2 separate regions of the Homo sapiens genome follow, and region 1 is linked to region 2. A link is a loop called in an ENCODE intact Hi-C map of the cell type or tissue named here. Cell type or tissue: heart right ventricle. All regions are shown on one strand.

Region 1 (8,000 bases), 220 kb after region 2:
AGCTCAGATCTAAACGGATCATGTTTTTTGGATAAGTGAATAAACTTTTCTGCCTTCTTCATAAGATGTTGGGTGAATCCAATGAGATAAAAGGTCTGTACCCATTGGGTAGGTGGGTAGGTGTGGTTATTACCCAGGATCCCCATGCCGGGCTCAGGGGGCCTGTGCGAGCCTTTCTCCGCCATCCTCCACACAGTGCTAGAGTATCCAAAGGCCTCCGTGGCTCCCCCCGTACGCGCCCTCCTGCCCGCCAGCCCCAGGTGCCTCAGCCTGGTGCCTCAGGCTCTTCCCAGTGCCCCAGGCTCTTCCCAGTGTCCCAGGTGTCCTGCCCCAGCCCAGGTGTCCAGGCTCAGTTGTCATTCTTCCTCCAGCTCTGAGGCACCAGGCAGCCTCACTCCTCTACTCCCAATCCAGTCTCCACTTCTGTGTCCAGGTCGTGTCCTCTGCCTGGGGTGTCCTCCCTTCTCCCATCACTACCTTTCGCACCCGAGGTCTGGAGGCTCCCAGCCATGGACTGTGCTCCAGGATCCTCTCCGCAGGAAACCAGTTCACGGTTCTCTCAACTTTACCTGCATGGGTAGAAGAAACTTAACAACCACCTCCTGGTTTTGTGGCTGACTGGTTTCGTGTGCTGTACCGGAGGCTCCTAAGGGCCGAGCTCCCCAAGCTGAGCTCAGTTGTCCAAATGGGACTTGCAGGTTCACCCCTCGGGCCTTTGGACTACAGTGTCCTCCTACTCCCTTCCATCCTCTCCTGCATACAGGTAATTCCTACTGACCTTTAGGCCTCACCCAAGCAGCACCTCCTCCGTGAAGCCCTCCCAGCCTGCCCCAGTGGTCCTGCCCTCTCCTTCCCCCCTCCAACTCACACTCCTGGTGCCCCCACCATGCTGGGAGCATCGAGACAGTGGCTGCTTCTCAATCCCCTGCATCACCAAGTCTCCCTTGGCTGGGGTGACCACGGGTGCACAGGGTGAATGAAATCAGAAGTGTATTTGGTTTTTGTCTTAATGATGACTTAACCATTTTAAGAAGTGTTATCACTCAAAGTAGAGTTCCCTCCAGAGGGCATGGGCTTATTCTCACATGTGGCCAACTCTCCCATCACCTTGGCCTCTGCAGAGGCCCTTTGAGCTGATGTACCGGATAGCAGTGTGGCCAGGGCAGGCTGGATGGAATCCCTCATGCACCACTTGCCAGCTCCCAGACCAAGGGAGCCAGCCTTGACCTTTCCCAGGGCCAGGTTCCCCACTGGTGAAATGGGATCTTAGGACACGACCTGTGAGAAGGTATGCAAGACCCCCCTCAGGAGCCTGGTCGGAAGGGCTGGTGACACAGCCTTTGCTGTTGCCAGGGGAGGGTGCCCAAAGATGAGTCAGGCGGCTGCTGACTGCAAGATGCTTAGAAAACATGGTGGGCATGACCTTTTCCATCCATCCATCCATCCATCCATCCATCCATCCATCCATCCATCCAATAAACATGCGTTGAGCACCAGTATTGAAATGGGCCCTAGGGATGGAGCAGCCCCAGCCCAGGCCTTGCCTAGCTCAGCCCAGCAGGAGGCCAGGCCTGAACACAAACCCCTGAGATCAACACACAGGCTCTGTGTGGAGCTGGGAAGATACTAGACAGCAAGAGAAGAGAGGAAACCCCATGCTGGGGGTGGCATGGGGTAGGGTATTTTCAAGGAGACAGGAGGTTGGGGTGGCAGAGGGGGCAGGGGGATGGGAAGGCCCAGCAGAGGGAACAGCATGTGCAAAGGCCCAGAGTATGAAAACTGGCTCTGTGCTTCTCTTTAGGCAAACACCGGGGTCAGGGAGGCTCTTCCTCTCTGCCCCTCCCACTGAGCTCTTCACACCCCGTCACATGGGTGGGGGTTCTTAACCTGGGATCCACAGAGAGAGGGGAGGGGAAGGGAGGTCAGAGGATAGAAGCCAGGGGGCTTCTGAATTTGGGTTGAAGGAATGTATGCGATCTCATTTTCACCCACCTCTGATATTAAAATTCCCACAGTAGTAGGTGTTAGCTGTCCCTGTGACTTTGTCACCAAGAGAAACCCAGATATATTCATATCACATTTCAGCTGTTGCAGAAATCTCTAAATATCATTTATACTCACTGGTATTTCAAAATCATGGTGAATATTAGACTTGCAACTTTAGTCTTGTTATTTAATGTGTGAGTAAAATACATTATTACATGTGTGTTAAGAATTTTATTAACTGTTACTGTATTTCTTTTCTCTCTTTCCTTCTGCAAGTCTCACTCTGTCGCCTAGGCTGGAGTGAAGTGGCACCCATCTCGGCTCACTGCAGCCTTGACTTCCCAGGCTTAAGGGATCCTCCTGCCTCAGCTCCCGAGTAGCTGGGCCCTCAGATGTGCTCCACCACGCCCGGCTAATTAAAAAAAAAAGTTTTTGTAGAGACGGTCTCACTATGTTGGCCAGGCTGGTCTCCAACTCCTAGGCTCAAGCGATCCTCCCGCCTCGGCCTCCCAAATTGTTGGGAAAACCGGCGTGAGCCCCGCGACCAGCCAACTATTTACCATAGTAGCCTTCCTTCCTAATCTTGTTATTTTATTCATCTAAAAATATTTTGAGAGGGGCTTTGTAGGCTTCCCCAGGCTGCGTCAGGGTCGGGATCTAGAGCGAGGACCAGGCTGGGGCGAGGGCGCCGTGTTCTCAACTGCAGGGCCTGAAGCGGGGCGGGAGGGTAAGGGCGCACACTACCCAGGCAGGGACAGGGACCCCGCAGAGCCTGCCAAGGGGCAGCCACGCGGCCCACGGAGCCGGAGATGAGGGAGGAGCCTGGCCCGCGCCCGGCCCCCGCTCGGGTCGGTGTAGCCCAGCCCCAGCCTCCCAACTGCTGAGGATGAGAGCAGGGCCGCGGCCTTCGCCCGGCGCAGCGCCTGCGTTCCCGCCGCCCTTCCCAGTGCCGCGAGGAAGCTGCGGCAGGAAGAAGGGCGGAGGTGCCCCGGGCGCCTGAGACGCCCGGCAATGGCCCCGCTACTCTCGCCGCGCACACGCAAAGCCGCTTCCCAGGCAGTTGCGGCGTTCGGGGCCCGCTTCCTCTCGGGCCGGGCCTTCGCCGGCCGCCTGCCCGTACAGGTGTCCCCCGGCTCCGTGACTGCGACTCTCCCAGCGGAGAGGGTCTCCCAGGAAGCAGGGGCGAGGAGCCCTCGAAGGTCTCGGGCGGCAGCGGCTCTCGGCGCAGAGGGCGGAGGGTACGACCGCGACACAGGCGGGGCGGCAGCTAGCTCGCGAGGTGCACCCGGCACAGGCCCCGCCCCGCGCTTCCGGCTCTCAGGGCCCTCGTGCCCCGCCCCGCCCTCCTCCCCGGGGCCCCTCGTCCCCCGCGCCCGCCTAGCCCCGCCCCGGCTGTGCTGGATCCTCGACGCCCATCGCCAGGGGTGGAATCCCAGCCCCGCCTAACACAGGTGGAAAGAGGCGCAGAGAGGCCTAGTGACGAGCTGGGATCACAGGGAGTTGATGGCAGCGCCGGGAGAGCCCAGGCTCCGAACTCCCGGGCTGGGTTCTGCCCCTACAGCCCGAAAAGAAAGCAAGGGAGCCGGTGAGGGTGACACCCAGATAGGGGCGAGATGCACATTTCGTGTTCCCAAGGTGGTGTCTGTAGTAAGATAAGTGAAACTCGAGGCCCAAACGAGGACAGAGCTCAACACACATTCTATTTTTTCAAGAAGGCAGGGAGGCTCCGAGTCAACCTGCTGAGTCAAAATCCAGACCCCAAGCATTCCTAAGCCGGGCCAGCTTCAGCCTCAGTGCCCCACGCCTCGGTTTCCTTATCCGTAAATTAGCGTAGTGTGTAGCTTGTACTTACTCAGGTAGATAATTATACGCCTTTTTAAAGCGGAGAAGAGAAGAAATGCTCTCATCCATTAGCAGTGGGATTCTGGGTGATTAAAACTCGTTTTTCAGTGCTCACCTGTCGAGTGAAAGCTGTCTTATTTCCACTCACTGGAGAGCTCTGGAGACTGGAAGCTGTGAGTCTTGGTTACTGATGTATTCCAGCTCCATATGGTGCCTGGTGCTTCGTATGTTTTGTTGACCGAATAAGCAAGTAACTGGAAGCATATACCCATCCTCTCGGATCACTCACTTGGGTAGGGAGTGATTATAATTCTACCCCAGAGCGGTCTTGATCATACGTGGAAATTGGGAGCTATAGGAGACAGGGCCCTGCAGTTAAAGGGAAGGGCAGGCTTCCCGGAAGAAGTGGCCCTAGTGGCAGGAGGAGTCTGGATGGGCCACACGTGGGCGGAGGCTCCAGCACAGGAGGCCCAGGCGTGCCTCCAGTTCAGCAGGACACAGCAGAAGGGTAGGATAGGCAAGTGGTTTGGCCACAGGTGAGGGCCCTGAGTCTGACAGTAAATCTACATTTTATCAGGGGACAGTGGGGACCGGTGGAGAGAGCTGGGAACAGGAAGACTGGCTGGGGAGGAGGCCTGGGGCAGTGCTCCTTAGGGTGCCACTATGGTCCACCGGTGAGGTGGTCTGGTCTGGAAGGATGGGAGGTTCATGAAAGACCAAGTTAATCAGGAGTCGACCTTCCTGCAGAGCAAACTCCAGGCCCAGATGGCATCCTCCGTGAGTTTTAATATACATGTATGGAACAAAGAGTTCCGCTTTTATACAAACTCAGAACACAGAAAAAGAGGGGACTGCCCAACTGGTTCGGTGAGGCAATGATAACCTTGACACCAACACCTAATAAGGGAAATATGAAAAAGAAAAAGGACAGGGCAATCTCATTCATGAAAAATAGACACAAAAATCCTACACGAGTAACAAACTGAATCTGGCAGCTTCTAAAAAAGACAATACAACACAGTCAAGCCTGTTTCTCTCAGGAGCGCAGGGTCCGTCAGCATTGGAAAACTCAGCATCATCTATCACTTTAATGGAAAAAAGGAAAAGACATACCATCCTCTCTAGGCTCGTAGAGAAAACTAAAGATCCACTCATGAGAAAAACTCTTAGCAACCTAAGAATGGAAGGGACTTCCTTGCCCTGACAAAGGGTAGCTGTAAAACCCCATAACAAACATCGTAGATAGTGGAGGAACAATGATAGCTTTCCCTGTGAGAATGGAAACATGGCAACGATGCCCACTGTCACCACCTCCAGTAGGGTGCAAACTGTACGGGAAGTCCAGGCCAGGGAAGAAAGGCAAGGAAAAAGAAAAGGATATAAAGATCTGAAAGGAAAAAAACAAACTGTCATTATTTAGAGATGATATAAAAGCCAAAGAATCACAAGGTAAGTTACCATGAGAGTTTAGTGAGCTTGCTAGATATAAAAATCAATATACACAAACCCACTGCATTTTCATTTAAAAAATTTTTATTTATCTTTTGAGATGGGGTTTTGCTATGTTGCCCAGGCTGGAATGCAGCCTCCTGGGCCCAAGCAATACTCCCACCTCAGCCTTCTGAGTACCTGGGACTATAGGCACTCTCAGCTGCATTTTAAAATTCCAGCTGTAACAGTTAAAACATCCAGCAAGAAAAATCATTTATAGGCTGGGTGCGGTGGCTCACACTCCCAGCACTTTGGGAGGCCGAGGTGGGCAGATCATGAGGTCAGGAGATCAAGACCATCCTGGCTAACACGGTGAAACCCTGTCTCTACTAAAAAATACAAAAAAAGTTAGCCGGGCGTGGTGGCACACACCTGTAGCCCTAGCTACTCAGGAGGCTGAGGCAGGAGAATCGCTTGAACCCAGGAGACGGAAGTTGCAGTGAGCCGAGATTGTGCCACTGCACTCCAGCCTGGGCGACAGGGCGAGACTGTGTCTCAAAAAAGAAAAAAAAAAATTTATAATAATATCACAGACCTCTTAATAAAACAAGTACATACAGAGATCTCAGGAAAGAAATAAAATAAAACAATTTTTTTTTCTTTTTTGAAACAGTCTTGCTCTGTCACCCAGGCTGGAGTGCAATGGCACGATCTGGGCTCACTGCAACCTCTGCCTCCTGGGTTCAAGTAATTCTCCTGCCTCGGCCTCCCAAGTAGCTGGGATTACAGGCGCCCGCCATGACGCCCAGCCAATTTTTGTATTTTTGTAGAGACAGGATTTCACCATGTTGGCCAGGCTGGTCTCAAACTCCTGACCTCAAGTAATCTGCCTGCCTTGGCCTCCCAAAGTGCTGGGATTACAGGCACGAGCCACCGCACCTAGCCAAGAAAACAATTTTTTTAAAAGTACAAGATCTCTATGGAGAAAATCAGAAACCCTGATTGTGAGACAAAGGGGACATTGTAACTAGAGAGATATACCGCGTCCATGGATTAACATTAAAAGAAGTCCACTTTCTCCATGTGATTTATAAGATCCATGCAATCCCAATTAAAACCCCAATGGTGCAAAGCAATAAAGAAATGCAAGGCTGTATCACATCACAAAACTGCACTAGGACCTGTAGGGAGAAGGAACGGTCATGGTCAGGCTGGGGCACAGCCTCTGGGATGCTGGCTGTGTTTATATCTTTACCTGGGTGCTGGTTCATGATACAATTATTCTCTAACTTCTTTGCACAGTTTTTGTATACACTTCTGTATGTATACCTTTCTCACCAAATTGAAAGCAAAGGAATAAAATGTAGAGACTATCAGAAAAAGGACAGCATTTAGTGACTCAATGTGAAAGCAAGAGGGGCTTGAGGAGTCAAAGATAACTGTGTAATAGAGGGCCATTTTATTTCTGGACTCAGAACTAAGGTTGAGTCTCCCCCGCTTGCCCATGCTTCCAGGAGCACACTCTCCTGACTTGATGCAGCCGGCAGGGCTCTGGCCACCAGCCTTAGTGCTTTGGAAACAGGTCCCCCCACTTCTGCCCTTCTCAGTGACTTATCTCTACCTCTTGCCTCGTGCACCCCAGCGCTGTTCTACTGGCCAGCCCGTGCCCCTTCTGCTTGCCAAGTGCCAACCTCTGAGCCCCATCCTGAACACCTGTTGCAGCCCAGCAAAGCCCCCTGTGCCAGCTTCGATGCCTCATTGGAACAGGAATGGCACTGGTCAACAGCACAGCACCTGCTCACAGAACCTGCTGGGCCTGGGCTAGAAGCCTGGCTTCAGTGCCCACCCGCTGCCACTCATGTCTGTTTGTATCAACCGCTGTTTTCCTAGCCCCGGCTGATTCTAGCAAGGCACAGGGTAAAAGAGAGGTGGCCCTGTCTGCTGGTGCTCACAAGCTTCTGGGCAAACTGATGATGGCCTGACTGATGGCGTCTTCAGTGAGCGAGGTCCTGCAGGACAGCACGTGGGAGGCCCTGCCTGGTCCTGCCGTGGCCTGCTCCACAGGCTTCAGTCTCCCCACCCTGGTCCTGGGCGCACCCAGTGAGCTCCTGTAAACTATTATAAAAGCCCACGTGGAAGCTGGCAGAAATGGGCCCTTTTTGTTGTGACTTTGTTTTTTTGAGACGGAGTCTCACTCTGTCGCCCAGGCTGGGGTGCAGTGGTGTGATCTTGGCTCACCGCAACCTCTGCCTTCTAGGTTCAAGCAATTCTCCCACCTCAGCCGCCCGGAGTAGCTGGGATTACAGGTGTGCGCCACTAAGCCCCAGCTAATTATTTTTGTATTTTTAGTAGAGATGGGGTTTTACCATGTTGGCCAGGCTGGTCATGAACTCCTGACCTCAAGTGATCTGTCCACCTTGGCCTCCCAAAGTGCTGGGATTACAGGCGTGAGCCACCACACCCAGCCCAGTTGTGACTTTTTAGGGCACTTTTCATACATACAAATCTATTTCAACCCAGAGGGGATGTACCCAAGGTCACACTGCATTGGTAGCATGGTGAGTAGAATTCGGGTCTCCTGATTTTTGGCCAGTGCTCACCCCTCCTCTGCTCTGTGCTTCCATAGCAACGTCCCAGTGCTCTTCATGGAAACACACTTAGGATATACCAGGAAGAAGGCACCAAGCTAAGTTTCTTTATATGTACCACCTAACTTCATTCTCACAATCACCTTGAAAGCC
Region 2 (8,000 bases):
CTTTTCACTTTGTTGATTGTTTTCTTTTGTGCAGAAGTTTTAAATATGATTTAGTCTCATTTGTCTATTTTTGCTGTTGGTATTATATTCAGGACATCATTGTCAAATCAAATGTCTTGAAACTTTTCCGCCACGTTTTCTTTTAGGAGTGTTATAGGTGTTATGTTTAGGTCTTTAATCCATTTTTAGTTAATCTTTGTGTATGGTGTAAGGTAAGGATCTAACCTCATTCTTTGGCATATGAATATTCAGTTTTCCTAACACTGTTTGTTGAAAAGTCTGTCTTTTCTTCATTGTGTACTCTTTGTGCCCTTGTTGAAGATTATTTGACCATACATGCAAATGGACATCATTGCCTTATTTCTTCTGATCTTAGGGGAAAATCTTTCATCCTTTCACTATTGAGTATGATGTTAACTGTGAGCTTTTCCTATCTGGCTTTTATTATGTTGAGGTAGTTTCCTCTATTCTGAGTTTTTTGAGTGTTTTGTTTTGTTTTGTTATCATGAAAGGGTGTTGAATTTTGTCATATGCATTTTTTTGTATTAATTGAGATGATTATATGGTTTTTGTCCTTCATTTGTTAATGTATTGCGTTGATTTTTGTATGTTGAGCCATTCTTGCATTCCAGGCATTGGTGGTGGCGTATAATCCTTTTTTTTTTTTTTTTTTGAGACGGAGTCTTGCTCTATCACCCAGGCTGGAGTGCAGTGGCATGATTTCGGCTCACTGCAACCTCTGCCTGCCAGGTTCAAGTGATTCTCCTGCCTCAGCCTCCTGAGTAGCTGGGACTACAGGCACGTGCCACCACGCCTGGCTAATTTTTTTTTATTTTTAGTAGAGACAGGGTTTCACGGTGTTAGCCAAAATGGTCTCAATCTCCTGACCTCGTGATCTGCCCACCTTGGCCTCCCAAAGTGCTAGGATTACAGGCGTGAGCCACCGCGCCCGGTCGTTTAATCCTTTTAATGTGTTGTTGAATTCAGTTTGTTAGTATTTTGTTAAGGACTCCTTCATCGGTATTCATCAGATATTGGTTTGTAGTTTTCTTATTTTGTCTTTGTCTGGTTTTGGTATCAGATTAATGCTGACCTAATAGAATGAGTTTGGGAGTGTTCCCTCATCTTCAATTCTTCGGAAGAGTTTGAGGATTGATGTTAATTCTTATTTAAATGTTTGGAAAAATTCTCCAGTGAAGACATCTTTCTTTGTTGAGAGGTTTTTGATTACTGCTTCAATTTCTTTATTAATTATAAGTCTTTTCAGATTGTTTCTTTCTTTCTTTTTTTTTTTTTTTTTTTTTTTTGACTTAGAGTTCCATCCTTGTTGCCCAGGCTGGAGTGCAATGGCGCAGTCTTCCCTCACTGCAGCCTCTGCTTCTGGGTTCAAGCGATTCTTCTGCCTCAGCCTCCCAAGTAGCTGGGATTACAGGTGCCCGCCACCATGCCCGACTAATTTTTTTGTATTTTTAGTAGAGACGGAGTTTCACCATGTTGGCCAGGCTGGTCTCGAGCTCCTGACCTCAGGTGATCTGCCTGCCTCAGCTTCCCAAAGTGTTGGGATTACAGGTGTGAGCCACTGTGCCCAGCCCAGATTTTTTTATTTCTTCAGTCTTGGTAGGTTGTATATTTTTAGGAATTTGTCAGTTTCTTTTAAGTTGTATCCAGTTTGGAATTACAGGTGTGAGCCACTACACCCAGCCTTTTGGCTTTTTTTTTTTTTTTTTTTTTTTTTTGTACTTTCAGCCTATTTGTGTCTTAAGATCTACAGTGGATCTATTGTAGACAGCATATAGTTGGATTCTGGTTTTCTATCCATTCAACCAATCTATGTCTTTTAATTGGACTTTAATCCATTTACATTAAAGTAATTACTGATTGGGAAGGATTTACTATTATTTTGTTAATAGTTTTTCTGTATGCCTTGTAGCTTTTTGTCTCTCATTTCTTCTCTTGTTGCTGCTTTTGTGTTTTATTGATTTTTTTTGTAGTGACATATTTTGATTCCCTTATCATTTCCCATTGTATGTATTCTATAGATATTTTACTTGTGATTACCATTACAATTACATAAAACATCTTAAAGTTATAACAATCTACTTCAAACTAATAACAACTTCCTTTCTGTTGCGTTAAAAACTCTACTCCTTTACATCCCTGTCCACCCCGTTATGTTATTGATAATACAAATTACCTTTTTTATTTCATATCCATTAACAGACTTATAGTTACTTTTTATCTTTTGTTTTTAAAATTCTATACTGTTTAAAAGTTATTTACTCACCTACATTACAATACTATAGGATTCTATATTTGTCTACATATTTACCTTTACCAGGGAGTTTTGTATATTCTCATGGTTTCATGATGCTATTTAACATCTTTTCATTTCAACTTGACGTCCCTTTAGCATTTCTAGTAGGGGAGGTTTAGTGTCAGCTTTTATTTATCTGAAAGAAGGGAAAAAAGTCTTCATTTCTCCTTCCTTCATTTTGAAGGACAGTTTTGCTGCATGTAGTATTCTTATTTGACAGTTATTTTTTCCTTTCAGCACTTTGAATATATCATCCCACTCCCTTCTGGCCTGCAAGATTCCTACTTAGAAATTATTTGATAATCTTATAGGAGCTTCCTTATACATGAAGAGTCACCTTTCTCTTGCTGCTTTCAGGATTCTCTTTTTGTCTGTGACTTTTGGCAGTTTGGTTATTACGTGTGTTAGTATGCGTGTCTGGATTTATTCTATTTGGAGTTTTTTTAACCTTGAATTTGTGTCTCCATGGCTTTCCTCAGAGTTGAGAAGTTTTAGGCTCTCTGCCTCTTTGTCTTTTTCTTTGTATTCTGAGATGTCCATTATTTACATGTTATTTCACTGGATGGTAGTCGATAAGTTCTTTGAGGTTCTCTTCACCTTTCTTTATTCTTTTTTCGTTTTATCCCTCTGACTCAGTAATTTCAAATGTCTTGACTTTGAGTTCGGTGGTTCTGTCCTCTGCCTAGTTAAGTGCTTTTGAACCCCTCTAGTTAATTTTTCAATTGGCTCTTCATAGTTTTTCTTTGTTGATATTCTCATTTTGTTTATGCATTGTTTTCCTGATTTCTTTAGTTTTCTATCTGTGTTGTCTTTTAGTTCATTGAGCATCCTTACAGTGGCTATTTTGAATTCTTTGGTAATTCATATAAATCTATTTAGGGTTAGTTTCTGGAGATTTAACTTGTGGTTTTGATTGGGCCATGTTTCCCTGTTTCTTTGTATACCTTATTATCTTTTGTTGAGACTTGAGTATTTGAAAAAACAGCACCCCTCCCAGTCCTTACAATCTGGCTTTGTACAGGGAGAGATCATCACCAGTCAACTTTACTAGATAATCTGGAGAACTCTCAAGCCTTTTCTTGGGTTGAGTCTTCTCTATGCATGTAATACCCTAGTTGAGGTTTACCTATTTGTACTCAGGATTTTCACTTCCCGATTTCCATCTGTGGTACTGTTTCCTCTCTGGTGCTGTGGCAAGCCTTGGTACTGGAGTTCTCCCTAGCGTCTGTCAGTGGTACTGCACACTCTCTGGTGCTACAGCCAGTTGCAGTGATCTTTGTTTTCAGTGGCTTCCAACCTGGTGCCCACTTCTGTCTTAGATTCAGTTAAGAAACCAGTCCCTCAGGTAGCTTCCCCCCTCCCCCACCACCCCATCAAAGTGAGAACATTGAATGTGTGCTCTACTTTTATCTTTTCATCCAAGAAAGAAGGGATTTGGGATTTTTTTTTTTTTTCCAATGGTGCTATGCTGTGCTGGGGAGAGGCTGTGGAAAGTATATGCCATGAACTTTTCTGCTGGCTTTCATGAGGTTCTTCTTGGCATACTTGGGGTACAGAAACCTCTTAACTGGTTTCTGGATTTCTCACAGAGGCCATCTAACATTGTTAATTCATCTCCATAGGGGAAGGAGGATCTGGTGTTTTCTATTCCATCATCTTCCTGTGCTCTCTCTTTTGGAGTCAACCTTCTCTGGGAACTAATTTAATCCCTTTATATAGTTCATGAAATGTGATAAAATGTGAACTCTGAGTTCAAAAGTGCAACTTGGTAAGGGGACTTCAATTCTATTTCTCAATTAACATAAATAGTAAAAATAACTCATTTGTTGAGTATTTTTACATGCCAGGCATTGTTCTAACCAGTTAACATACATTATCTCATTTAATCTTTGCAATATCTCCAAGAGGTAGGTATGATTACTACTCTCTTTTCCCCCTTCCCCCTTTTTTTTTGAGGCAGGGTCTAGCTCTGTCACCCAGGCTGGAGGTCAGTGGCACAATCACAGCTCACTGCAGCCTCAACCTCCTGGGCTCAAGTGATCCTCTTACCTCAGCCTCCAGAGTGGCTGGGACTATAGGCACATGCCACCGTGTCTGGCTGATTTCTGTATTTTTTTAGAGATGGGATCTAGCCATGTTGCCCAGGCTGGCCTCGAACTCCTGAGTTCAAGCAATCCAACTGCCTTGGCCTCCCAAAGTGCAGGATTACAGACGTGAGCCACTGCGCTCGGCCTACTGCCCTCTTTTTATAGGGGAAGAACCTGAGGCACGGAGTGATGAGGTGACACCCATTTGGCTAGAAATTGTAGACTAGCAATTCCAAGCTTGAGAGTCACGGTACTGACTGGACTGCTCAAAATGTCATAACTCAGAAATTTTAGATACTCTGTTATTACATGATGTAGACCTTCAGTTTGTGTCATTTCCCATCTTTATTACGCATTCCTTTTTTTAATCACTTGCAAAAATAATTGTTTGCCTAAGTGTAACTCCTTTGGCATTTCTTGTATGGCTAATGTAAATGCCCAGCTTCTCATTGAGAATTCCAAGCTTTGAGGAAGTTAAGAAGCTGGAAGGGAAGAATGATGTAGGTGTTTAATGATCACAATTCAGTTTCTCTTGCTCAGTTGTTCTTGCCTGAAGGGCAGGGAGGCAACCATCCTGTACGTATTAGTCAGTACATAGGCTTAGCCTTTATGTAGTCCAGGTCACAAGATTAAGGTGTCTTATGCCACAGCTGGGCATGCAGTATATGCTTAGTGTCCATTGACCAAGATGAATGATTTTGATTCTGGGAGAGGAAAAGATTAGGACAAGAAAGGTATGGGGAGGGCCGTGGGAGTAGAGTTGTTGTGAAATGGAGATAGGTCTGAAGTCAGTGTTTTGAGGAATGGGTGAAGAGAGGACAGACCTATCAGGGTTCTGTACATCCAAAATTAGGGCAGAACTAGGTCAGGTGAGGCAATAAACACAGATTTCTCCTTTTATTGGTTGTTTGCGTTAGAAGGAAGTGATGTTCATGTGTAACTTCAAACTCTGTTCCCTGATGTCAACCTCTGCCCTACTCTTCATTAAGCAGAGCTGAAATTACAGATTTATTTTTCCTCCCTTACCTCTCCTTTCCTAAGGGGAAATACTCTATACAGTTCCCTTTCTGTTACCAAGCATGATTAGAAATGCAAGGTTTGACTGATGAAGTCATTTAACCTCTTGGATTCATAGTCTCCCATCTGTACTGTATTGCCTCTCAATTCATTTGTTCCTTCATTCATTCAACAACTCTTTATTTATTCATTTATTTATTTTATTTTTTATTTTTTTGAGACAAAGTCTTGCTCTTTTACCCGGGCTGGAGTGCTGTGGTGTGATCATGGCTCACTGTAGCTTTCACCACCTGGGCTCAAATAATTCTCCCACCTCAGTCTCCCAAGCAGCTGGGAACACAGATCTGCGCCACTATGCCTAGCTAATTTTTTTATTATTTGTAGAACCATGGACTTACTGTGTTGCCCAGTGTAGTCTCAAACGCGGCTCCAGTGATCCTCCCACCCCAGCCTCCCAAAGTGCTGGGATTACAGACATGAGCCCCTGCACTCCGCACAACAAAATATTTATTATATGCATAGTGGTGTTCCGGGTCTAAGATCTGACTCTCCTCAGCTTGTTCTTTCTCCTTCCCATGGATCTCTAATTTGAGATATTGTCTTATCACTTTAATGCTGTCAGAATAGAGGAGTATTTATTTTGTACAAGCATTGTTATCTGTATGCTGGGAGGAGATACATACACACACACATATATATACATGTCTGCATCTATAAAAGTTACTAGTTTTGTAAAAATCATACTTGCTCATTCTACAAATTTTGCAATACAGAAAAGTACAAAAATAAAGAATAAATCATCTGACATGCCTTGGAAATTAGTAGTAGTTAGCATTTTGGCTAACATGATTCCAAATTTTTTTTATACAAACATATATACAGATAAAAGCATAATAATAATGGAATAACTGTGTTTACTAGCGTTTATGTATGGTTCTAGGATGAGCAACTTTATATGCATTATATCATTTGATTCTCACAAAAAACCCTCCAAGATACATAATGTTGCCCCATTTTGCTCAGGAGGAAATTGGTGTTTAGAATAATGAAGTAAATTGTCCAAGGTCCAGTAATGGTCTCTGAATCTCAAGACCATGCTATTACACTATGTGGTGTATAATATTATGATGGTGCATAAGTGAGAATATACTGTCTATACTTTTATATTTGCTTTTTTATTTGATTTGTGGAAATGTTTATTATACTTTATAATTTATAAATTATAGTAATTTATAAATTTATAATAATTTTCTATAATGTTTTTATTCAACAGTAGTAATGTTCATGCAGTTAGTGAAGGGCTATATTTCTAGTGACTGGTACTCTGTTGTGTCTACCATACATTATTTGACCAGTCCCTTGCCAATGGATATTTAGTTTTTTGCTATTTGAAGTCACATAGGAATAAATATATTTGTGCCCTTTTGGTTTTAACTTATTCTGTAGTGATTAAGAGTACAGATTCTGGAGTCAGGCAGCCTGAATTTGAGTGTGATCAGCTCTGCCACTTTTGAACTATGTGATCATGAGCAAATTACTTTACCTCTCTGTCCCTCAGGTTCCTCATTTATCAAATGGGAAAAATAACAAGATCTCTTTGCCATTCCCTCAGGATTAAATCCGCTGACACATATAAAGAATGTAGAGCAGTGCCTGGGACATAATAAGTACTCAATAAACAGCACTTTAACTTTTAGCTAAATGTGGTGGCTCCTGTCTATAATCACAGCTATTCAGAAGGCTGAGGCAGGAGGATCACCTGAGGCCAGGAATTAGAGACCAGCCTGAGCAACACAAGACCCTGTCTCTAACACTTTTTAAAAAATTAAAATAAAACATGTCAGCCTTTATTTATGGGTGGTGGTAGGAATTCTTCCTTTGAGGCGCCATGGATTGCTTCTGCAGAGAGATGTCTGTGGACCCCTGGAGCTTACTATGAAGAGGGCATACTGTGGTGGGGGGTCACTCTCTTCCCCTGTGAGGCCATCAGCACAAAAGTTTGTGTTTTCTGGGATCAACAGATGCCCTCAGGGCAAAAGGGGCTCTGTGCTCATTTGTCTTTTGGGGAACCCCTGTTTTTCTCTTTAGTTTTTGCCTAGTAATTCTTTACTGTCTTCACAGCCATTTGAAGCCTTTAGAAGTGCTTTTTGTTTGCTTGCTTAACTGTGTTACCTGGCATTTTTGGTTATTTCACCAGAAACATTGATCTACAGCTAGTCCACCAGTATTGGAATGGAATAGGAAGTGTGAACCCCGAATATCTGAGATAGGTCTCAGTTAATTTAGAAAGTTTGTTTTGCCAAGGTTGAGGACACGTGTCCATCACACACCCTCAGGAGGTCCTGACAACGTGTGCCCAAGGTGGTCAGGGCACAACTTGGTTTTATACATTTTAGGGAGACATGAGACATCAGTCAATAAATGTAAGATGTACATTGATTTTGTCCAGAAAGGCAGGACAACTCAAGCAAGGATGGAGCTTCCAGGTCATAGGTAGATAAGAGACAAACTGTTGCATTCTTTTTTTTTTTTTTTTTTTTTTTTTGAGACGGAGTCTCGCTCTGTCACCCAGGCTGGAGTGC

What was found. A loop is a pair of places that touch in the nucleus more often than their neighbours do. Peaks named below come from ENCODE experiments on the same cell type or tissue, not always from the same donor. Only the 100,000 strongest peaks of a DNase experiment are listed, where the experiment ranks them.
Region 1: it touches region 2 in a loop (4-fold over the local background); 2 of 110 quality-filtered maps call a loop at or near these places.

What each region holds. Positions count from the first base shown.
Region 1 is chr14:100,211,296-100,219,295 of GRCh38, forward strand. All of the region lies in intron 1 of YY1-DT (YY1 divergent transcript), which reads right to left. Among named protein-coding and RNA genes, the nearest start is that of YY1-DT, 23 kb to the right of the region's middle. RefSeq lists enhancers at 2,448-2,948, 3,626-3,675, 6,615-7,116 and a silencer at 2,686-3,405. In heart right ventricle, no CTCF peak of the experiment used is centred here; DNase peaks (open chromatin) are centred at 2,826 and 3,326; H3K4me3 peaks cover 1,800 bases; H3K27ac peaks cover 1,942 bases.
Region 2 is chr14:99,992,403-100,000,402 of GRCh38, forward strand. It overlaps a transcript of EVL not described here. Among named protein-coding and RNA genes, the nearest start is that of EVL, 69 kb to the right of the region's middle. In heart right ventricle, a CTCF peak has its summit at 3,531; a DNase peak (open chromatin) is centred at 3,563.